Linked DNA regions of Mus musculus: all the other regions are linked to region 5. Evidence: chromatin loops called from intact Hi-C (ENCODE). Cell type or tissue: heart. All regions are shown on one strand. Region 1 overlaps Smyd3 (SET and MYND domain containing 3). Region 2 overlaps Smyd3 (SET and MYND domain containing 3). Region 3 overlaps Smyd3 (SET and MYND domain containing 3). Region 4 holds the start of Kif26b (kinesin family member 26B). Region 5 overlaps Smyd3 (SET and MYND domain containing 3). Region 6 overlaps Efcab2 (EF-hand calcium binding domain 2).

Region 1 (4,000 bases), 520 kb before region 5:
ACAGCAGCTTCCAAACCCTGAGAAAGCCCAAGCCAGATGCTGAGGCCACATGTGGGCAGCTGTGGGTGACTAACTCCTAGAGAGGCTTTAGATGACCTCAGCATCCAAGCAGAAGCCAGCCAGGCACTGTGGAAAAGCTGGAGACCCATTCCTGCTGTCTTAGGATTTTACTGCTGTGAACAGACACCATGACCAAGGCAACTCTTATATGGACAACATTTCATTGGGGCTGGCTTACAGGTTCAGAGGTTCATCAAGGCAGGAGCATGGCAGCATCCAGGCAGGCATGGCGCTGCAGGAGCTAAGAGCTCTACATCTTGTTCTGAAAGCAACTAGCAGAAGGCTGGCTTGCAGTCTGCTAGGACAAGGGTCTTAAAGCTCACATCCACAGTGACACACCTACTCTAACAAGGCCACACCTCCTAACAGCGCCATTCCCTGGGCCAAGCATATGCAAACCACCACACCTGCTGTGTTCAATCCCAATTCCTGGCTCAGAACTGTGAACATAATCTTATTGTTCTTCACTCTCCTGAGTCTTTGGATGGTTTGCTATGGAGAGATGAATGACCCGAGCAGCAGCACCATGTACTGTTCAATGGAAGGCAGGATGTGGAGAGGGGAAGGAATGCAAAGCTACTGTATCCGGTGTGACTGTGCTCTAAAGACCCTTTATGGGGTGGTGCTGGTGGCTGTGAAGCACCAGGCAATGGACTCCAGGACAACCTGATACCCCCACACCCCACTGAGGACAGGCGCAGTAACTCCCAGAAATCACAGCCATTGTCTGCTACTTGGTGCTAATCTAAAGTCAGCATGATTCACCCTGTACAGGTGTGAACAGCTCTGCTGCGTCTGTGGATATTATTTTATAAACCACTCTTGAAGAGTTAGGTCACTTCCAGCTGACTTACATTATGATAGGACACAGATCTTTCAGTCTCTGGGTTCGCTCCTGGTGCTACTGTTGTCGTCGTGTGTGCGTGTGTCTCTTTTGCTTTTACTCTGCTAGGCATTTGTTGGGACAAATCCTCCTTGGCTGCAGAGACTTTGGAGCTGGAAAGCACTGAGAGGTCTCACAGTGAATCCCCTCTGTCCACACGACATCATCAAGTCAGACGCCCTGGCCTCTACAGAGAGGAAGACTGAAGGCAGGGCGAGAAAGCCTTAGACTGGTGGCTGCTGTTAGCCTGTGCTCCTGGCTTCTCTTCGGGTTTCTGTAAAGGTGTTCTCTGTCTGACTGTCTATCTGCCTGCCTGTCTCTCCCTCAATCAATCTCTCTTTCTCTCTCCCTCTCTCCCTCCCTCCTTCCCTCCCTCCCTCCCTCCCTCTCTCAACCTGTGTGAGTGTGTGTGTGTGTGTGTGTGTGTGTGTGTGTCCATGTTGGAGGGGCAGAAGATGTGGCTATGGCTAGATGTTAGGAGAAAAAGAAAATTGAAAGTAGTCTGTCTACTGTCTGTCTATCTGCCTGCCTGCTGCCTATCTCTGTCTCTCTCTGCCTTTCTCCCTCAACCTGTGTGTGTGTTGGGGGGGGGGGTGGCAGAGAGGCAGGAGATAGGGTTACAGATCAATGTTGGGAGAAAATAAAAGGACATTTGAAAATGGCTCTGGACTGACACTGGCAGTCAGGCCCACAGGAGGGGCCAGGACAGATGCAGGGAACTTGTTTCTTGTTAATCTGCACAGGTCTGTCCTGCAGTGACTGCACACATATCCCAAGGCAGGGCTTGCTGGAATAGTGGGGAAGAGCAGGAGCTGCCCCACCTTGCAGGCAGCCAGGCTCTGGGAGAAGATTAGAGAGCAACATCTGGTGCCTCATGTTTTATTCTCTTTTCCCTGCTCCGCCCTGGGCCCTCTGCTGCGCTGGACATGCCGGGGTCTGAGACAGGGACCCGAATGATGGGGTCACTATAGAGGATTCTGGATCAGAGAGAACCTTCATGGCAAGTTCTCTGACTTGAAAGCCACTGTGTCTATCTGGTCCCTTTCTACTTATCTCGGGCTGGCTGTGCTTGTGATTTGCTGAGGATAAATGTTCTCTGCTAGAGCCCCTGCATCTCGACTTGAGAAAGGGCTCAGCTGCCACAGCGCCCTCTGCTGGCTTCTTCTCATAGCTCCTGAGCAGAGAAGCTTTGTCTGATGGCTGTGTTTCAGGGGTTCTCTACCTAGAGAGGGACCTGGATTTCTCTATAACTTGACCGACAGCCTAATGACAATGCTGGCTTCTTGTCACCCTGGCAGTGGAAGGCTGATCTGTGTTTCCCCAAGCATGTGTGTAGAAATAAGAGCTTAGTTATAATTAATAAACAAGATTTTCTCTGAGTGATAGTCATATACAGAAGAGAAATTGAGAATAAGAAAAAGAAAAAAAAAGACTGGTAAGTCTGCCAGTGACTTCCATGTGTCTGAAGGTGTCAGTGATTTGACATGAATGGGCAGGCCTGGTGATGGAGGACGAGATCTGGTTCTGGAATGGGATGCCACTTGTGTCTGTCATGGTCCTGGGGCAAATATGTGCCTGGGATGGAAGGGAGCCCTGAATGGGCTCGGGGACTGCCTCCTCTCACCTCGACCCCCCAAACGAAGCTGCAGTAAATCTTGGGCAAGCCATAGCAATGGTAGCTGGGAACTGAGGCTCTCTGCCTTCAGCGCCTCCCAAATGCTACACATGTGCACGTCAGAGGGGACAATTCCAGTTTAATTTCCTGTAGTGGAGTATAAAACAGATTAAGGAAATTTAAACTGGAGCAGGCTTGGTTTGGGAAAAGCTTCTCTCTTGCCATTAAATTTTATTTTTTAATGGTAGCATTTAAAAGGAGCCTGCATGCAGTCTCGCACGGAGGACTCATTTGAAGCCTCCAGCGGGATGCGCTACACCCCCGTTCGGATTCCGAATGTTACACTGGAAATGGCAATGTAGACAGTCAGCTGCTTGAGAGGCAAAGGGCTCTCTGAGAAATAAAGAAAAGGCTCCCACGACACATTTCCATCTCATCACATCTTTAAAAAAAAAAAAAAAAAAAAACAACGTAATTTTAGAATTGTGACCATGTATTAAATAGAATGAATGAGATCAAATTATGATTTAAAGCTGGAAACAATGTGGCTTTCTTATTAATTTTTAATATAAGTATATTAAGTTTATCAAGGATCTCATATGCTTTCTACTGTGAGCCCGGGGAATGCAATAAATGACTTCCCCGAGCATGATTTGAATATGGATACAAAAATCAGAAGGAAAAGAAACACATGATAAGAGCCTGTGTATCGGGTCTCCACAGCGGGACACGGATGAGTTTCCTTCTTCTGCCCATCCCAAGATGAAAGCCATGTGTGGGCTAGGGGAGGTGGACGTGGCATTCAGTAGGGGACATCAAGCAAAGCTGTGCCCACAGGCGGCTCCAGAGCCACTGATTGAGGCAGGCAGCAGGAAACGCCAACGTCTCCGAGGCCCCATGTGAGCTCAGAAGCTTCCCTGCAGACCCCACACCACTCTACAACATCCCAGACCCACTCTAAGTGTCAGGTACCCTGAGGGCTACGCTCCAGGGAGGCTAGATATCCTTGGAGGGATCACCTGTTCACTCATGTACGCTACACTGACAGGCAGTTCCAGGGACTAGGTCAGGGCCATTGCTGTGGGAGGGTCTCTGGCCTTGTCAGACAGCTTGTGCCTATGCATCATCACAGAGAAAGCAGACTGCTGGGGTGCCCACAGGAGGGGCTTCCAGACATGGTCAGTGGCAGAAACCAGGCCAGAAAGAGCTGCTGTTGTTGGGGACGGAGTGACGGCCCTGGGGTTAAGAACCCTGAACTATTATTCTTGCAGAAGACATCAGTGCCATTCCCAGCACCCATAAATCAGCCCACAACTGCCTGTAACTCCAGTTTCAGGAGATTTAGTGCCTTTCTCTGACCCCCATGGGCACTGCACACATATGGTTCACACACATACATTCAGGCAAAATGCACACCCATGTGCGCACACACATTATTGTGT
Region 2 (4,000 bases), 250 kb before region 5:
ACCTACCTCTACTATATTCTTAGTAACATCACCAGGAACTTTCCAAGACCCTATTTCCTGACCCCATAACCCAGAGATAGAAACCTTAAGACTCATGAGGAAATACATAGCAGATCAAGACAACCTTTCCTCAGTCAGTTATGTAACCTAAACTGAGGACCAAACTGACCAAACTAACAAATCCCAAAGCCATCCAGAGACAGCAAGTCCCAGGTTTGATTCCCAGCTGCCACGTGGCAGCTCACAACTGTGTGAAATTCTGAGTTCCAGGGTGTCTTAGGGTTTTATTGTTGTGATGAGACATCCTGGCTAAAGCAACTCTTAAAAAGAAAAGCATTTAACTGGGGCTGGCTTACAGTTCAAAGGTTGAGTCCATTGTCATCATGGTGGGAAGTGCAGTGGCATGCAGGCTGAAGAGGCACACACGCATGATGCTGGAGAGGTAGTTGAGCATACTAAATCAGGACTGGCAGTCAGAAGGAAGAAAGAGATGCTGGGCCTGGGTTGAGAATTTGAAACTTCAAAGCCCACCTCCAGTGACTCATTTCCTCCATACCTACTCCAACAAAGCCACACCTCCTAATAGTGTCACTCCCTGTGATCGAGCATTCAAACACAGGAGTCTATGGGGGCCGTTCCTATTCAAACTAAAAAACAGGTTATATGATAGCCTCATCTGGCCTCTGCAGGCACCAAGCACACATGTGGTGCACAGACATACACATAGCGGAACATCATACAGTTAAAACAATAAAATAGATTTGTGAAGGAGAAGATGGAGGGGAAGAGGAGAAGAAGGAAGATGACAAAGACGATGATAACCAATACATTAATGCAATCAAAGAGATCGGTGGTGTCCTTGTCTACTCCCTCATTTCATAGGAAAGTTATCCCAAAACATGGACAGAGCTGAGACCTGAGGCCACTGATAGACAGCAAAGGTGACTGATTTTCTGTATTGTTTTGGGCTGAGGAGGGGTACAGAGAGGTGACAGGTGGGATCATGAATACTGTAGGTAGAAACAAGCTAGAAGCCCAGGTCCTGAGGGGGTCATGGCTGTCACATAAGCACACACACTCATTTTCCACGCTAAGCCATCAGGCCATGCCACATGCCCTTCCCCTTGGACAATGACACTTCTCACTTTGAAAGCAGCATTGAGACCAGTTACTTCATTCATAGCTTATCTATAAAGTGGGGCCGTAAGGACAAGCCACCAATAGATTAAATTTATCACAATATAAAATGTCACAGTGGGCTCCTCGCTTTCCTTATGGAGGACTACCAATAACTTGACCCCATGAGTCACAGTGGAGCAAGGGCTACCTGCTAGGACTACTCACTGTCCTTAACCTTAAAACCAGAAAATACTAAAATATCAGAAAGAAGCCCTGGGGTATGCAGCTGTCCTAGACCAGAGATAAAAAAAGATAGAATATTAATGAGAAGCCAGCCAGAGTTCACGTACAGTGTGTGAGCATAAACCATCCTCCTCAGATAAACATGACTTCAATTACGTCACATTTTAAAGGTCAAGGGCCTAAAGCCACCCAATCAGCCAGCTTAGACACTAATTCTATCATCAAAAGAACAGGGTTGTAAAAACAATATTTTAAAAACAAAGCCAGTGCCAAACCAAAATTAAGTCAAATGGCATTAACGTTCCTTTGTCTTAGCAAGAAATGAAACAGCTTTCCTTAGGGACCCTTTAATTCCAGCGGGCAAATGCGTTGCGATAAGCCATCAAAACACATGGGAGTGCATGCTTTTTATACAAGCACATGGAATGCCAGGAGAAAGCCAAGACCCATCAGGGTTATTTACCTGCAACAAATAATCCATTGCATTTGACTGTCACATCTGTGAACATCAAAATCCCCTAGTATTAGTCCTCTTGGCAACATCAGTATGGGGGGGGGGGGCCTGGCGGGAAGAAATCTGGGTTGTGTTACTTTAAACTTTTCTCTAATCACTTGGTGTTGAAAAAAATAAAAGGTGCTAATTTCAATTTTCATTTCCTATCAGTATACACTGCACAAGAGCTTGCATTGGAGGGAAGCAAATAAGGAAGTGGGTTTTCTAATCAGTCTCTCTGCCGCCCTCTTCTGTTTAACGGGAGTATAGCAGGCAGGCTCACCCACAGTCAGAAACCTCTCCAAGCCTGGCTGAACAGAAGGCCAGATCCAGCCTGGCAGCTCAGCTTGATAATTTCATTCTCTCAAGGAGCTGTTCATTTTGTGACTGAAATGCATTCGCGCACAATCTGAACTGTGAGGCCCATGTCAGGCTGTGCGAGGCAAAGCTCCAGTCCCTTCCTTGACACTGGAGAGAACGGGCATGGCTGTGTCCACTCAGGAGTGACAGTAATGAGAAACACTGTAAAGACTTGCTGCTGAGAGACAGTTCCCACTTGTCACGGAAGTGTGAGGCCCTGGGTTCCCTCCCAGGAGGCCGGGATGGAGGAACTGTGGGAGATTGGTGGGAGGAGGGAAGGGCCCTTTTGTCCTGTATGCAGCCAGCAACTTCCTGATTTTTTCCCCCACTGAGAACATGAATAATTGTGTGTGTGTGTGTGTGTGTGTGTGTGTGTGTGTGTGTGTGTTTTAAGTCTTTATATCCCCCAAACAATGGCATGACATCTTTTCTCCCCTTTAGTGAGATGTCTGCTCATTCTCCTAGAGGGCTTCTCTCATCTAAGAAGCTAAACATTTCGATACCGAGATTTCTAGTGCATTCCCAGATGACGAGTACCAACAACCTTAACCCAAACATACATCTTCCAAATGAAAGGGATTGTCAGGGATGAAATGCAGCATATGTACAGGTGTGTGTATGCGGGGGGGGGGGGGGCAGTCACTTGCCTGCCACAGGGCGACCTGAATGAGCTGCCCTGCAGCCATGGCTGTCCCTCTCAGGAGTGGTAGTGAGGAGAGACAGTGGGAAGAGAGTTATGCTGGGAGGCAATGACTCAGAAGAGCTTGCCTAGTGTGTGTGAGGCCCGAGGTCCATCCCCAGCACCAACACAACACAGCAGAACAATGGGGCCTTGACTTCTGTGTCTATTTCCTGCCCCAGCCTTCAGCCTGAGAAATACTTACAAGCCTGTATTTGACGACACTCCCCGGCAATACGGAATGCTGGTTGCTCTCCTTTATTCTCCCTTCTTCCTTCACCTCAATGTTTTGAATCTTAGACATTTGCTAAATAGAAATATTGTGTGAAGCTTGGGGGAATTTGCTTAAAACACACACTGTAAGTACCCTCTAAGGCTCTTTACTTCCCGGTTTTCCTCACTAAGATGAAATGGCTATTGCTCCATGGAGCCCTAAGTGCCATACAGGAACGCAGAGACAAAATTCACATGCAAGTATAGCCAAGACAAAAGCCAACTCACCCTGCGGAATCTCTGAGAATCTGCAGACACCACCCACCACTCCCACTGCTGGTCCCAGAAACGCTGCAAAGCAAACAATTGCTGACACTGGCAAGGGCTCTCTCTCTACCTGAGCTGTACCCAGCCCCTGGTTCCCCAGGCTGACCTCCAAGTCAACGTCTTCTTCCCTCAGCCTCGGGATTGTGGGGGTTACAGGCATGGCCACCATGACCAGATCTCTGAGGACTTCTTTGTTTTTTGAGATTATAATATAATTATATTATATCTCCACATCCCTTTTCTCCCTCCAGACTCTCTCACCACCTCTCCTTGCTCTTTTTCAAATCCATGGCCTCTTTTTCATTAATTGTTGTTCATGTGTGTACATCATGTTCGTATGTGTGTGGGTACATACATATGTATTCATAAATATCCAAGGACAACCTGCTCTGTCTGTACAATGTTACTTGTATTTCTCAGGGCTAGTCATTCTGGATAACCATATGGAAGACTACTTCTTCCATTCTCTGAACCACAATGAGCTGTGCGGCACAAAAACCCCAAGGGTACAGAAGTGGCACACATACCCTGGCACTAACCAAAAGATCTTTGATTGCACTTAAGAC
Region 3 (4,000 bases), 160 kb before region 5:
TTCTTGGCAAGAATATCAATGAGATGTAATGTCAAATATTTTCTACTTTCTATCATTCTACTATATATCATTTAATATAAATTAAATCATTTATCAGATCTCTCTGATCTCTCTAAGTTGTTGAGTTCTAGATAGGGAGAGTGTTTGCCAGGAAAATACCTAATACCGTGTTGTCCTTTCCTGACCACTGGGTGATTAGATAATCACCTACTAGAACAGTCATTCCTGGGAGTAGATACTGCAGATCACTTTTCACTGCATAATTAAGATATTAGGCATCCAGCAAAAAAAAAAAAAAAAAAAAGAAATGTTCTAAGGAGTAAATACAATTGAGTGGCTACTTGCACTTCTTAGTCTAGTCATAAACAGACAGAAGTCCATAAAAAATGAAAGCCGGCAGAGCTGAGAGTCGGGAGCTGGGGAGCTCAGGTACAGGATGCTTGCCTCAGGAGCTCCACGGAGGAGGCCCTGGCTTCATCCTCAGGGATCCCCCTGCTCACAAAGGCTACTGCAAAGGCACTCTGCCCAAGCATCACCCACAGCATCCCTGACAGCGAGTCCTACACATCTGTGTTCTGTTTACTTTGTTTTCCTTTTTATTTTGTTTTGCTCCTGCAATTCTTTAAGATACCTGCAACAGAACATTCTTTCCAAAGGCATAGAAGTCACAACTATTTAACAGTTCTGGTCCCTAATATTTAATAGAAATGGTATTGCTTAATATAGAAACCCAAACAAATTAAAACTTGGACCCCTCCCCCACCAAACAAACAAAACCCTGGAGTTAGGGGGCTGGAGAGGCAGCTCCATAGTTATGAGCACTTATTCCTTGCAGAGGACCTGGGTTCAATTCCCAGCACCTACGGAATGACTCGAAACTGTCCATAATTTCAGTTTCAGAGGATATGATGCCCTTTCGGGCAACAGGTACGTACATGTGCAAGCCTGCATGCAGGTAAAATACACATACACATAAAAATAAGAAATATCTAAAATTTAAAAAGTTAATAAAGGGAGGACGGCTAAAACTCTTCTATGTGACAGAGGAGCAAAGGCCCAGCAGCCAGGGATAGGATCCTGGTTTCTAAACTCTTTGCTATGAGAAATCAGGGCTCACTGAAGACATGGCTGCTCCCAGGACACAGCAGGAAATACAGAAGATGAGCCTGGAGCATCATAGAAAGCTATAATGTTGGGATATACTTTTAAAATAAATAAAAAGTTTCACAATGATTGGGGGATGTCAAAGGGACATAACCCAAGGAGGTGGTCGAAGTGAGGACACTTTGCGAGTGACAAGCTAGGGTAGATTCCAATGTAACTCAAAGTCCAAAACTAGAGTCTCTAAACATATACTGATACAAACACCTAATAGATGAAGACATAAATATTCCCTTGAGAAAATTGCCAATAGCATGTGTAACCGTCACAGACTCCTTTCACAGGTAGGACAAAACCCCAAGCCCATCAGTGTGGGCTGAACACAGCAGTGTTCTTCAAAAGACTGTGGGGAAGATACACTGGTTATGTGATTAGGGCCAACACCAACTGGTCATGTGATTAAGGCCAACAGCAACAGTAAGTCACAGCTTTCTCAGGGGTTGGGAAGAAGCCAATAGAATCAGAACTTTCCCTCTATGTAACCCATATCTGCATGTAACTCCACCCAATAAAGCCCACTTCAACAAATGTGACCTTCTGCTACATAAGGTTCGTTCTGCAATCCTTGACCAATAATCGGGAAAACAGGCAAGACTGTCAAAAAAGCAAGTCTGGGAAGTTGTCACAGTAACTGAAAGCTGGAATAACACGATGACTAGACTGGTATGGCAGGATACAAGATCGGGAAAAGATTGTTATGTGAAAGCTAAGAACGTCTGTATAGCACAGACCTGTGCACTGTCACTGTCCACTAACTATAGCAGTGTGCAATACTAGGATAACAGTAAACAGAGAAAACTTGGTAACTCTGCGCTATCATCACAATTTTGCTCTAAATCTCAGATACTCTAAAAATTAAATGTCTACTGTTAAATTGTATATACAATGTCTAACACCAGGCAGTACCATACACAATTTTAGGTTTCTGTTAAACATGCCAGTGTGAATTTGTAATCATCATGAGATACACAAGCCGGGGCCCAATAGCTTCTATCCTGGCCACAGTACCAAGCTAACTTTTAGTAGTGACATATTCTTGCTCTTGGCAGCTTCAGTGACATTCTTATAATATTTGACCCCACCCCCATGCACACATAAAATTAATAAGATCAATATGTCCCCATCAGCCGTAAGCATCTAAATCAGGGTGGCCATATGCAGGAGTGACCCTGCCAGCAGGTGGCTCTCAATAACACAGAGACTTCACAGTCAAGGCAAGTTTTCTAATGACAGGACAGATGAAACCAGCCACTCTATGAAGCCTCTGAGCAGAGAGTGGCACTGATTCGTTAAGAGCCATCAGCAGCTTGGCATGAGAAGAACACTTTGCTTACATCTACCGTTCAGAGGATGCTAAAGAGAGACGACATTCATTTCACAGGCCAAATGCATGTAAGATAAAGCATCCAATTCTGTTGTTTGTTTTGGTTTGGTGGGTTTTTTTTGGTTTTTTTTTTTTTTTTTTTTTTTTGAGACATGGTTTCTCTGTATAGCCCTGGCTGTCTTGGAACTCAGAGCTCTACATGCCTCTGCTTACTGAGTGCTGGGATTAAGGGCATGCACAACCAGCGCCTGGAATATTTTCTTTTCTAGATTACATAAAAAGATAATATAAAGTGAACACATTCAATAATTAACCATTCTTCCAGGAGCCTCTAATTGACCAATGGGAACTAAGGCTTTTTTTTTTTAACTTATAATTGCTTAATTAACTCTTTTAGAGTAAAGTGAACAGTTACTACACTTGGCACCAAACTTAATTTGGGATTGTACCTCTGGCTGTTCTACATACACCTGCTAGATAAGGACCATCCCTACTCTGCCCCTGTGAAGTCACTGTACTGAGAGCACCAGGAGAGAAGGGTCCTTTGAACGTCCTTTGAATGTACTCCAGCCCTAGGCTTGGGTGTACAGAGAAAAAGGCAGCCAACAAATATTTCTTGCCCTTTAAGGAAGAATGTTTGTGAAATTACTTCATAAACAAGTGGGAATTTGGGGTGTATTGCAGCACAATCACCTTGCCCATTTCAAGGTTTAAAAGTGGTGAGGTGACTGGGGACACAGTTCAGTGGAAGCACACTTGCCCAGCATCTAAGGCCCTTTGTTGGATCCCTAGCACAAAGGTGGGGATTAGGGAAAGTGAAGCCACCCAAAGCCCAGAGGCTGGTCCTGGAGGAGAGAGGCATGGATGCTGAGCAGACAGGGACACAGATACTCGCTGCACAGAGGAGAAAGGGTTAGTTAGGGGTAAGCAGCTTACCCCCAGGAACTGTACTAGGCACTGTGCTTGTACATAGATTCAATTCAGTGCTCCAATAAACACATGAGAGAGGAACTGTCACTTCACTATACCTGACACAGAAGTCCACAGAGTGTCTGTGACTTTTGCTAATGTCATCAGAGATGAAACTTTGGCCTCTCATTCCCTTCTCTTTTCAAAAGAAAGAAAGAAGGAAACAAACAAACAAACAAACTAGTTTCTTATCGTGGTATCATGTGAGATGTTAAATCCATGTGCAGCCTCAGGAATGCAAGCCATTCTGGACAACAAGTATCCTTGACAGCCAGCTAGCTGTCTTACAAACACTCCACAAGAATCCTATCTGTTGACATAGAAACCAAGGTTCAGAGCCTAGAGGCAGAACACAGCAACCTGAAAAAACAAACACTCATAGAGACTAACAAATGCATTCCCTCAGCACAATCCGAGTGTGCTTCCATATCCATCAGCCTGAGTGGATGGTGCTGATAATATGAGAGAGGAGTGACAAGCACACTCTCATACACACACAAACATATACAAACACACACACATAGGAACACACACACATACACACAC
Region 4 (4,000 bases), 950 kb before region 5:
AGCACCGGAGCCCGGGGCTGTGGGCCCCTCGCCAGCAACTTCCCCGCCCGGAGCCAGATTTACGACCCCACCCCCGCCCCGGCTGCGCCTGGCGATGCCAGGCCCAAGCGCCGCGCCGTAAATGGATCGCGGCAGGCGAGGCGGCGGCGGCGGCCCGGCGGGCTCCGAGGCGGCGGGGCTGAGGTTCCCTAGGCTCCGCGCTGCTCCCGGACGGACACACGCGTCCTGACCGCGGGCTGCTCTCCGGCCGCGTACAGCCGCCCTCTCCTTGCCCTGCGCGCAACTGTCAGGAGAAAACGGGACGGCGCATATTGGCTCGGCGACACGCCGTGGCTCCTCCCCGAGTCTGGATCCTTATATTTTGGGAGAATTTCTTTGAACTCAGTTAGCGAGCTCGGGGAAGGAGGCAAGTTCCCACCGCCGGCTCGGCTCGGCGAGGGCTCGCCCACCTTCCCTGCAGCCTCCCTGCGTCCTCGCCGCCGTCCTCCTCCGTTTCGGCCCCGCTAGAGGAGAACGCGCGCTGGCCGGGTGGAGGAAAATGCTAGCGATCTGGATGTGACCGCGAAGAGAGGACGCGTGGCTGGAGGAGGCAGAGAGATGAGAAGACCCATTATTTGAGAACCACCAGCCGTTCCAACCTTTCCTGCAAATTGGTGCTATTACTTCTGGGGTCCATTTGCTTTCATTCTTCCCAACCCCCCATTAAGAAATCTTGACTTGAGGACCAACCCCTACCACGAGGGGGGACGCGTCTGGGTTGGCAGACCTTTTGGATGTAGCCTTGTGGGAACATTTAGACCCTTTCCTCTGGAAGAGCCACCATGAATTCGGTAGCCGGAAATAAAGAGAGGCTTGCGGTCTCCACCAGGGGCAAGAAATACGGGGTAAGTTGTGGCGGTGTCCACGAGGAGATGCGTTTCCAGGGACTCATCTGAGTGGGTGTCCTCTGCTTCCCGGGAGCCGGCGGCGGATGCAGGGTCCCCAGCTCTCGGGTGCACCGGCGTCCCCACGGCCGGCGGGGTCGTGCGTGCATGGAGGCGGGTCTGCAGCTCGCCTGGCTACGGGAATGTCTTCAGCCCTTGGTTCCTCCCTTTCCTCACACCCTTAACTTTTGCAGTATTTCGGGACTTGCAGACAGAGTTAAGCCGAGGGGGAGCATTTCCCAGGAATTCCTCTGCTCTTCCCTCGGATCGCTGCCCTGGAGCGGGGAGCCCGTTTGCTTTACCTGCAGGACCTGGGGTGGGGGCTGTTCCCCGAATGAGTAAACATCCAGAAGTCACAGTCACCCACCCTGCGATAGGGTGTTCTAGGACTGTGTACCTAGGCCCTTGCTGGGGTGGGTACCGGGTTTGAAAGAGTAGGGCGCTGGATTTCTGGGTGTTCTCGCAGAAGCTGCAGGATATCCACACCCCGCAAGCTCTTGTGCTGACCCCAGGAGGAATGGAGGGGGACCTGCGTGCGGGTCACTCTGGCGAGGGTGGGTGGGACAGGACTTCCTTAAGGATTGGTCACTTGAAGGATGGAGATAGATGGAGGGCAGGTTTGCATCAGTGCGGGCAGGACGGCGACCCCCCCCCCCCACCAGCCCTCCGCCGCACGGGGGACTGATGGCTCTACAGGGCCTGACGCCGCGCGTCTCTCCGGCAGGTGAACGAAATGTGCTCGCCCACCAAGCCCTCAGCGCCCTGCTCTCCTGAGAGCTGGTACCGCAAGGCTTACGAGGAGTCGCGCGCCGGCAGCCGGCCCACCCCGGAGGGAGCAGGCTCTGCGCTGGGCTCATCGGGCACCCCGTCCCCGGGCTCGGGCACCTCGTCCCCGAGCTCCTTCACCGGCTCTCCGGGACCTGCATCTCCGGGCATTGGTACCAGCTCGCCCGGCTCTCTGGGCGGCTCACCCGGCTTCGGCACCGGCTCCCCTGGCTCGGGCAGCGGCGGCGGCTCCTCCCCCGGCTCCGACCGCGGCGTCTGGTGCGAGAACTGTAACGCCCGCTTGGTGGAGCTGAAGAGGCAGGCTCTCAAGCTGCTGCTGCCGGGACCCCTCCCGGGAAAGGTGAGCTACTGCGGGGTGCTCTGCGGGAAGATGCGCCCCACCTTAGGATGCTGCCTCGAGGCGCCCGGGTGTAAGGCCCCTAGCTGAGCACCCGGCTTCGCGGCGCCAGGGGATGCCCCCAGTGGGTTAGCCATACAGGTTCTCCCTACCCTGTCTGCAGCAGCATGCCAAAGGGGGCACTAACAGCCAGCTGCTGCGAGTTCCAGGTTCCAATGGCTTATTTGTGGCTCTACCTTCCCTGCATCACAGAAACATATTTTCCAAAGCCAGCATTTCTCTCTTAACACTCCATGTGTCTAAGTGAGGAAGATTAAGAGGTGGCCCGCTGTAAGAGCTGAGCTACATCCTGACCTGCTCCTGGGCTTATTTAATAAGCACATTGGTTCCTCCATAGCAACCCCGTCTGCGTGGTTTGACCGGCCTGGAGCCCCCAGAGCGGAACACAATGCAGTTGTATTTGCACAGTTGGGTCCAAGTACTATCACATGATAATATTTACTCATCCACTTCAAAGAGTTTTTATCAGTGGTTCGAGAAAAACATCAAGAAAACCGCATTACTGGGGGGGAGGTTGCTGACACTGCTCAATGACATTTTCTGGTTTATTTTTTTGTGACTTTTGAAATGAAATATTGTGATTCCGAATAGCAGGGCTTAGGAGTAGCCACATCTGCTTGCCTCTTCTGCTTATCCATGCACACACATGGATGTTTTGTATACCAGGCTTCAATTACACAGACAGCCATAGACTGCTGTAAAATTTAAAACGGGAAAAGTCGCTCCCGGGAGAATTGGTTTTATAAATCTAGAACTTAATCTCGAGAATAATTAACTCTGGGTTATTGTCAATTTGGCATTTTTGTCGTTCCTTCATTAATCTTCCAGGACACCGCAAGAGTAAATCTCAGGGCCAGGATCCTCTCTCAGCCTTACACTGTCTTGATTTAACACCTTTCCCCAAACACAGACCTAGTTTCTTTTTTTCCATTAATATTACTTGATTTCCCACCCCGTTCAAAGTACAGCCCCTGAGACGGCAGGTCCTCTTGGACGCTATCCTTCTCTGAGGAGAGCTTATCTTCTGATGAATCCACAGTCCATCATGTATCCTCGTCTGTGTCAAGTGTTGCAAAGAAGGGACTGTGGAATGGGGTGAGAGAGGCTTGATGGATACACATTTGAGAGATCCTGATGCTTGAGATGTGACAGTGGCTGATATTTGTAATCCTAATAAGTCACAGGCCACCAAAATTATCTTAGAACATTGAAGTCACATGCTCATAGGGGTTCTTCGTGTTGTTGTTTGCTCCTCTGGTGCAAGAGTAAAGAAGCACCAACTCGTATCTTCAAGAAGGGAAGGGGTGCGGGAACACAGACAGGAAGAAACAAAGGTTGAAGCTTAGCTGCATGCGCATGCCTGGTGATTTATGGGGTCATGCGAGAGACGGGGGCCTTTGTTTTTGTTAAAGCCACCTGGAAAATTCATTTCACACTGCTTAGAGGGCAGTGCCATAAATGTTCAGATTTTATTTATTGGATGAAATTAAAGTGATGTGAAACTGATCATATTGTAGAGGGGGCAATGGCTCCAGATGCAGCCAAGTCCTGGACAGGCCAAGTCTCAGTGCTTGCTCTATGATCCAGGGGCATTGAGAGGAGAGCTGTGAGTCTGGGGACGGTCACTGATCTATACACATTAGAACATCATACACAGTTGCCAGAGTTGCAGGGTTTAGCCAGGAACAAGGATGCTTTGGGCTAGCTCATTGATAGCGAGTGAGCTATGGAGCCTTAATATGAACCACCTACTGATTGTCTTTGGGAAGGGTAACTTTGGGGATTGTGTAAATGGTAGTCGCTGTCACCTTCTAATTAGATACAATTTCTATAACATCTTTAATGTTTGCAGCATTGTAATCAAACAAATGCCACGTTGTCTGGTGCCCTCTGC
Region 5 (4,000 bases):
CCTTGGCTCCACTCTAAACGTTCCCAACTGCCAACGCAAGGGTAGCTGACCACCTTGCCACATACAGCGGGCCCTGAATAAGCAACCACTTGTTGTTACCCGTGTGTTCTTCGTTTTCCTTCCCCCAAACAAGGATAAAAACAAAATCTCCATTTTATTTTTGTGATTTTTTTTTCCCTACTGTAATTTAAAATCCCTTCTTCTGGAGGCAAGATTGGAAACCTTGCTGTGGAATCAGGCTGTCAAGACCTGCCGCCTCCAGCTACGACCGGTTACATGAGCTCTGTGATCTTCTGCACATCAGTTTCCTTGCTGCCATTCTCAACAAGAGAAAAACCAGAAATGACCAGTGCTTAGGGCTACGGTAACTGTGATCAACACTCAGGCTGTGCCTGGCACGGACGGTGTTCAGTGAAGCCTGCTGCTTTCGCTGGCCCATTTAATCCTGTGAATCCACAGCCCGCTGCTGTTGGATTGAGAGTCTTCTCGATTTGCTTGTTGTATCATCAGAAATATAACGCCCGGGCTTTCTTTGAAAGTCACCGCACGTCTTTTCTAACGCACGTGTGTTGTTTGGACAAATGGCAGAGAAGAACCAAAGCACGTGCAGGACTCAAAAGGACTGAAGCTGAACCGGTAAAAAATAACCAAAGTCACCAGGTCGTTCTCTCAGAAATGCCTGTTAGGCCACCATCGCTCAACTGTCCCTCTGATTACCCCCAAGACATTAGTCATCTGTAATTCAACAGGAATTGAGGTTACATAGGTGTGCATCTGTCAAAGTCATCGAACGAGGACACTTGGGACATACACTCACTGTAACACATCCCTTAATCCAGCTGGTCTCCCTTGTCAAATCGTGACATCTCAAGGACATCAAGGAACAAGTATTCAACTTTTGAACTCTCAAAACTAGACCTTGCCTAGCCTGTGTGAGGATCACAGTAAACACCTCACTGATCAAAGGAAGACAAACTCAAGAATTTGAGGGCCTGGGGCTGGAGAGGTGGCTCAGTAGTTAAGAGCACGGGTTGCTCTGCCAACAGCCACAAGGTGGCTCACAACTGTCTGTGACCTCAATCCCAGTCAGTGGATCGGACATTCTCTTCTGGCCCCGCTAGGGACAAAGTACCTAACGGTGCACAGGCACGCATGCAGGCAAAACACTCCTACACATACAACAAGTAGCTTAAGAGATTTAAAGAATTTAAGAAATTATATGTATTGGAGTTTATTCTGAAAAGCACTCATTAGGATTGTGAGAGTAGAGGCACACATCTTTAACCCCAGTGCTTGAGAAGCAGAGGCAGGCAGATCTCTGAGTTCAAGGACAGCCTGGTCTACAGAGTGAGTTCCAAGACAGCCAGGACTACATAGAGAAACCCTAGTGTGGGGAGTGGGGGTGGGGGACATCAGAATGAAAATGTCATAATGAAATCTATTATTCTATATGTTAACTTTAAAAAATGAAAGTACTATTTTAAGTAATGATTATATCTGGAGAGTTATTGCAAGCATTTAAATTTAACTCATTATAAAAAGAACTCTGTTAATGAACAAACTAGTGGTTTCAGTGCCTTGCACTGTTCATTATATATGACCCTACTGCCACCTAGTGGAAATGCCAGGCTATTACCACACTTGAAAAGTCCCAAAAAGAAGACAAGACTCCCAATTGGGCTGATGGGACAGAAAGCAAACATAATTAAGCCACAAACATGCAGGAGATCCCACAAGGGAACATTCCTTTCTGCTTTGATCACTTCTGTGTGCCTAGAGCCAAGGAGATTGGCAGAGGACTTTGTTGGCTTTCAGAGACTATTTATTAGCTCACTGACAAGACCCAGGGAAGACATTTAGTCATTCAAAGGCAATAGAATTTTATTCAGACAATGGATTGCTCAGTATTTAAAGGAAATGAGCTATTAAGCCACAGAAGCAAGGATCAACTTTCAATGCATGTTGCAAAGCGAAAGAAGTAAACTTGGAAGGGTTATACACAGTATGATCCAAATCCCCGTGACATTCGGGAGAAGTCAAGGCCACAGAGGCAGGAAGAAGAGCATCGGTGGCCAGGACTGACTGAGAGAGAGAGGAGGGGATAGATGGAACTGGAGACATGTCACACCCACTGGTCCAAACTCAGAGAATATGCAACACTAAGTGAATCTTAATACAAACTTTAGCTGTTAGGTGATGTGTCACATGAGTCAGGAGTTGTGATAACTGTACTTAAGGCTGGGATGTAGACGTGAGGACAGCTGTGTGTTTGAGAAGCACAGTACATATGTTACCTCTTTGTATCTCTATACCCAAAACTAGTCCAAAACACAAAATCGACTTTAAAAGAGATTACACACACACACACACACATGTATACACACACACATGTATACACACACACACAATGCTTCACTCTGACCTAAGAGTCCTCTGTGTAAAATCTGCATTTAATGAGTACATCCAAAGCAGGATGCTTGCTAGATGTGGTGGCATAAGCCTGAAAGCCAGCATTTATCAGGCTAAATTAGGTGTTTAAGGCCAGCCTGGAGAAAGGGGTACTTCCTAGTCATCAAGCAGTTTGATGGTGCTTACTGGGTATCACACGCTGTCTTCCCCGTTTCACAAACATCAGATCATTTCATGTATAGAGAATCTGTGACTGCCACTCCTGGCTGCCAATCTCACATCTGGAATGAACTACAATCCAGAAGCAGAGGGCACACCTACAACAGATTTTTTGCTTGGTTAGAAGTGTGTGGATCCACTTCTAGTCAGGACTTTTGGTGGAAAGGCACTCACCTTTTATCTGTATCTTAAGGTGGGAAGACACACCTATAATCCGGGCCACACCTTCTGCTGGAAGCCTACATAAGGACTTAGAAGAAGGAAGCTTTTGCTCTGTGCCCGCTTGCTCTTCTCTTGCTAGCCAAGTCCATTCCTTCACTGGCATTAGATTAGAGCCTATCTCTTAGGGATGTGTCTACTAGCAGAGACATCTAGCCTCATGGACTGACAACTCCTGGATTCTTGGACTTTCTGTTCACAGCCTGACATTGTTGGATTAGCTGGACTGCAGCCTGTGAGGCATCCCGATAAACCCCCTTTATACAGAGAGAAGGATTCATTAATTCATTCTTTCTCTAGAGAACCCTCATACGACATTCACCACAGTCCTATGAGAACCACATTTCTGTCCCGTTTACTAGACAGGGACATTCAGACACAGAGACCATAAATGACTTGCCCAGAGTCACACAGCTGGCGAGTTGTAGAGATGATGACTCTCACTGTCGACACAAAACTCTGTCAGACACGAGGCAAAAAAAAAAAAAAAAGTGTGCCTACCAGTGGTGTGACTGTCTACAAAACACAGAAGGGAAAAAAATTTAAAGTACTATTAGATCAAAAACTCATGTATTTATTTTTTAAAGGCAGTATTATTTCTATGTCCAAATAATAAAATTTAGAATACGTATATAAAACACTAGTTTCAATAATTACTAAAACTAAAATTAACTATTTTCTTAATCTGTAGTTCCTCTATGAATAGAGATGTACAACTGTCCTGGCTTAGTCTATGTGATGGTTAATAACATGAACTTAAGAGGAAGGAGAATTACCTAGGAGGGGTGGAGAGATAGCTTAGAGGTTAAGAACACTTGTTACTCTTACAGAGGACCTCAGTTCAAGTCCCAGCACCAACATAATGGTTCACAGTCATCTATAACTCCAGTTCCAGGGCATCTGATGCCCTCTTCTGACCCCTGGGAGCACGAAGCATGAACACAGTAAACACATAAAACTTGCGGGCAAAAAGTAAAATGAATAAATCTAATCCAATTGCGCAGGAGCCACACCTCCGGCACGCCCGTCAGAGATTGCCTAGATTGCCCTGAACTGATCTGGGCCTGTCCACCCTAACTGTGCTGACACCATTCCATGGGCTGAAATCCTGGACAGAATCAAAAGGAGAAAGCAAGCTCTGCACCCTGCACAC
Region 6 (4,000 bases), 1.0 Mb before region 5:
TATTTCTCATTTCTTTCATATTTGACACATTCTTTGATAACTTCTTAGAAAGGAGGTAATATTTTTGAGACTTCTTTATTTTTTAATTTTTTTATTGCTGGGGATAGAATTTTGTTAAGAGTTTGGGGCTAGGCTTGGTGGTACAGGCCTGTAATTCTAGTTAATCAGGAGGCTGAGGCAGAAGGATTTCAAGTTTAAGGCTGCATGGATCACAGAGTGAATTTAGAGTCTCAAAAAATTATAAGAACTAAAACCAAAAAGGGCTGAGGGTATAGTCCAGAATGAAGTACTTGCCAATACACCTGAAGCTTTAGGTTTAGTCCTTAGTACTGCAAACCATCCAGCCAGCCAGCCAGCCAGCCAGCCAGCCAGCCAACCAAACATCAATACACAGCAAGCACTGTGTGTTGTTAGACTCCTGGTGATGCTGTTGAGATAGTCTGGATCCATCCTTTGTATGTGATTTCCTTCCTTCCTTCCTTCCTTCCTTCCTTCCTTCCTTCCTTCCTTCCTTCCTTCCTTCCTTCCTTCCTTTTTCTTTTTAGATTTGTTATTATATGTAAGTATACTATAGCTGTCTTCTCATTACAGATGGTTGTGAGCCACCATGTGGTTGCTGGGATTTGAACTCAGGACCTTTGGAAGAGCAGTCAGTGCTCTTAACCACTGAGCCATCTCTCCAGTCCCAGTGATTTCTTAATTAAAAGTTCCTGTCTGGAGGAGAGGACTGCTTTTCTTCTCTTTGTCTTTAGAAATTGAAATTTCATAATGGTTTGTCTGGATGTAGATGCACTTTCATTTGTATTAAGGACCTGGTGGCCTTCAAACCAGTGACTTACATCCCTTTGCTGCAGAAAAAGGCCTTGCAGCTATGGCGTTGATTTTTATGTACCTGTTTTCCTTCTTGTTATCTCTTAGAATTCTTCAGGTCATTTGTGTGCTTCCAGACTGTTCCATCTCTGTCTTCTCTCTGCAGCCTTCCTAGCTTACTCTTGTAATGTTTTTACTGAGTTTCTTGCTTCTGATGGCATGGGTTTCCAGGCACTTGTTTTGTTCTTGGATTCATGTTCTTCTTTCCTGTCTCCCAGAGTTCTCTGTGTAGGATCCTTTTTCTTCATGTTGATCTCTACGTCTGTTTTGGTTGTTTATTTTGTGAGAAGATTTTCTTGAATGTTAATGAACTAATGAGATCATAGCTCAAACATAGTTCTAGTCAACTTTTTAAAATTGAGAATAGACTTTTTTATGCAATATATTCTGATATGGTTTTCTGTCCCCCAATTCTTCCCAGATCACCACCTCCCCTCCTATTCAAAACTCACACCCTTTCTCTCTTAGAAAACTAACAGGCTTATACAATGAAAAATAAAGTAAAATAAAATAAACAAACAGAAGAAAAACACCCAAAGAAAAAGCACAAGAAACATTTATAGATGCAGAGATACACATGCTCAACACACAGGAATCCCAAACCCACAGAACTGGGAAACCATAATATATACACAAAAGACTTGTCAGGTAAGTGGAAGGCAGGCAGGCAGGCCCTAACAAAGCACTATGAGACAAAGAATGTCCAGAGATGCCCTTGAGTTTGCTTGTGTTGTACTGCTGGGCACGGGGCCTGGCCTTAAGAGTGGTCCATTTCCCCAGACTCTAGCATCATACAAACAGAACGAAGCAACAGTAAACAGCGAGGCAAGGCCACACTTCCGAAGAAGCAGGTTTGTGTGGTTAGTGAGGTGTACTCACGCCTGGAGCTTCTACACGGAGCCCTCTAAGAAAGGTCTCATTGCACAGCATAGGAGCAGAAGGGTTTGTATTCTGGGTAGTGTTACTGTTATCATCAACTCTCAGGGTTCACAAAGCAGTCATATCCTATCTCATAAAACTCACACTGCTTCATCAGGTAGACATTAAACAACTCACAGTGAGTCAAATAAGATAGATCTTAATTGTTCTTGTTATAGAAAAAAACGGAAATCAGCGAGGTGATAAATATGCTAATTACCTGAGTTGTAGTAATAATTTCACTTTATATGGATATTAAAGCATCTATTTGTATTTTACTCTATATGTATAATTTCACTCTATATGTATATTAAAGTATTCATTAAATATGTATAATTTTAGTTTGTCAATCTTGCCTCAATAAAATATCTAAAGAATTTAAAGCAATAGGAATGCAGGTGAAAATTCTTTTATTATCTTTGCAACTTTCTGTTAAAAACTATACTAAAATAAAATTAATTATTTGAATATAAAATCATTTATAATAAAATAGTTCTTGTCACTCATGAAACATTCCATGAATGTCGTATTTAGAATAGTCATGTTTTAAATGTCATTGCTTACCTACATTTAGAGAAATATAGATATGGCCTCTAGAGGGCAGTGTCGAGTCATGGAAAGAATTTTAGATTTTCAAAATGGACTAAGAAACATTTAAAATGGACTGAAAAATTGTGTGCATGTGCTTATGTGCATGTATATATGTGTGGTGTGTTTGGGCATGCACATGTATGCCATGGTGGACATATGAAGGTCAGAGGACAACTTTGTGGAGTCTGTTCCTTTCTCTCTACCTTTCCTGGGGTTTTGGGACTGAACTCCAGTTACCAGCCTTTTGCAGTAAATGTTGTCGCCCTCAGAGTCCCTTATCAGCCCTTTTCTTACTTTTAAATTGTAAAGTGCACGCGCGCGTGTACGTGTGTGTGTGTGTGTGTGTGTGTGTGCATGCATGTGTGTGTGTGTGTGCGTTTGTGCGTATGTGTGTGTGCTTGTCTGTGTGTGTATGTATAATCCTTTCTCTTTAAACTGAAGAAGATTTATGTTAGACATGATGGCAAAAACTTATAATATCAACCTAGAGATGCTTGGGCAGGAGGATTAAGAGTTTTAAGGCAAGCCTAGGTAACATAGCAGGACTCTATCTAAAAAAGAAAAGAAAAGAAAAACTTTATACCTGCTTTTGCTATTCTGATTGTTTAGAGCTTGTCTCTAACATTCACCACTAATGTGGTGATTTGAATAAGAATGGTCCTAATAGTTTCATATATATGAAAGTTTAGTTACTAGGGAGTGGAACTGTTTGAAAGGATTTGAAGGATTTGAAGGAGGTGTGGTCTTGGAGACAGTATGTCATTGAAGGTGACATGCCAAGCCCAGAGAGTGTGTGTGTGCTCTCTCCTCTCTCCCTCCCTCTCTTCTTCCCTTCCCTTCTCTCTCCCCCTCCCCCTCCCCCTCCCTGTGGATCATGTTGTAGCTTAGCTACTTCTCCGGTATTTGCCTATATATTGCCATGCTCTCCACTATGATGATAATGGACTAACCTCTGAAACTGTAAGCAAGTCTCAATTAAATGCTTTCTTTTGTAAGAGTTTCCATCTCTTCACAGCAATAGAACAATAAGACAGTTTAAAAAACTTTAAAAAAAAATCTCAAAAATCATCTGTAGAGTTTTAACCTTAATGTTCTCATCACCGAGGGCTTGTTAGTGATGAGAGACCCAGGGAGGTGCATAAGGAACATATTATATGTCATTTGTCAGCTCTAATATAATTCAGATGGAGTTACAGAACTGCACTTTGGAATACTAAAGTTAGTAGGTTGATGAAGCTCTGTTGTAAGATAAAGGATTTGATTTTGTAAAGGTAGCTGTCGTCTGTTCTAGAGCTGTTTAGGGGACATAGAAGGATTAGCGGACATGAAAACAATTGTCCTACTCTGGAACAATTTCTGAAGGAATAAGAAGGGAAAATCAAGCTGTTAATTTTAATATTTTCACTGTGTGCTAGTGAGATGCTTGATCCTGAGTCCTATCCTTCCACATGGTGGAAAGAGGGAACTGACTCCTGCAAATTGTCCTCTGACCTCCTTATTCCGTGGCACAAGTATGCCCACACTCACACATATACATGATAAATAAATGTAAACAAATTATTGCTCTATAAATGATCTTCTGGGACAGACTCTTTTTATTTGTTTGAGATTATAATTACAT

The links. A loop is a pair of places that touch in the nucleus more often than their neighbours do. Peaks named below come from ENCODE experiments on the same cell type or tissue, not always from the same donor. Only the 100,000 strongest peaks of a DNase experiment are listed, where the experiment ranks them.
Region 1: it touches region 5 in a loop (4-fold over the local background); 2 of 42 quality-filtered maps call a loop at or near these places.
Region 2: a loop joins it to region 5, with 16 times the contacts of the local background. A loop is called at or near these places in 13 of 42 quality-filtered maps.
Region 3: it touches region 5 in a loop (9-fold over the local background); 5 of 42 quality-filtered maps call a loop at or near these places.
Region 4: a loop joins it to region 5, with 10 times the contacts of the local background. A loop is called at or near these places in 26 of 42 quality-filtered maps.
Region 6: it touches region 5 in a loop (6-fold over the local background); 8 of 42 quality-filtered maps call a loop at or near these places.

What each region holds. Positions count from the first base shown.
Region 1 is chr1:178,958,384-178,962,383 of GRCm38, forward strand. The region is part of intron 11 of Smyd3 (SET and MYND domain containing 3); the gene reads right to left. Among named protein-coding and RNA genes, the nearest start is that of Gm46249, 180 kb to the left of the region's middle. In heart, a CTCF peak has its summit at 2,100 (motif pointing left); no DNase peak of the experiment used is centred here; H3K27ac peaks cover 1,469 bases.
Region 2 is chr1:179,230,124-179,234,123 of GRCm38, forward strand. The region is part of intron 5 of Smyd3 (SET and MYND domain containing 3); the gene reads right to left. Among named protein-coding and RNA genes, the nearest start is that of Gm31349, 96 kb to the right of the region's middle. In heart, a CTCF peak has its summit at 2,119 (motif pointing left); no DNase peak of the experiment used is centred here; H3K27ac peaks cover 825 bases.
Region 3 is chr1:179,311,487-179,315,486 of GRCm38, forward strand. All of the region lies in intron 5 of Smyd3 (SET and MYND domain containing 3), which reads right to left. It overlaps Gm31349 (a long non-coding RNA gene), which reads right to left. Exons shown (of 2, transcript XR_373746.3): 2 at 1-4,000. Among named protein-coding and RNA genes, the nearest start is that of Gm31349, 15 kb to the right of the region's middle. In heart, a CTCF peak has its summit at 2,331 (motif pointing right); no DNase peak of the experiment used is centred here.
Region 4 is chr1:178,528,742-178,532,741 of GRCm38, forward strand. It overlaps Kif26b (kinesin family member 26B), which reads left to right and starts at 384. Exons shown (of 15, transcript NM_001161665.1): 1 at 384-884; 2 at 1,648-2,049. The coding sequence starts at 822. In heart, CTCF peaks have their summits at 1,994 and 2,194; a DNase peak (open chromatin) is centred at 1,970; H3K4me3 peaks cover 3,882 bases; H3K27ac peaks cover 3,260 bases.
Region 5 is chr1:179,475,641-179,479,640 of GRCm38, forward strand. All of the region lies in intron 1 of Smyd3 (SET and MYND domain containing 3), which reads right to left. Among named protein-coding and RNA genes, the nearest start is that of Smyd3, 40 kb to the right of the region's middle. In heart, CTCF peaks have their summits at 1,000 and 1,640 (motif pointing left); no DNase peak of the experiment used is centred here; H3K27ac peaks cover 1,430 bases.
Region 6 is chr1:178,466,055-178,470,054 of GRCm38, forward strand. The region is part of intron 3 of Efcab2 (EF-hand calcium binding domain 2); the gene reads left to right. Among named protein-coding and RNA genes, the nearest start is that of Gm31289, 36 kb to the right of the region's middle. In heart, a CTCF peak has its summit at 2,386 (motif pointing right); no DNase peak of the experiment used is centred here.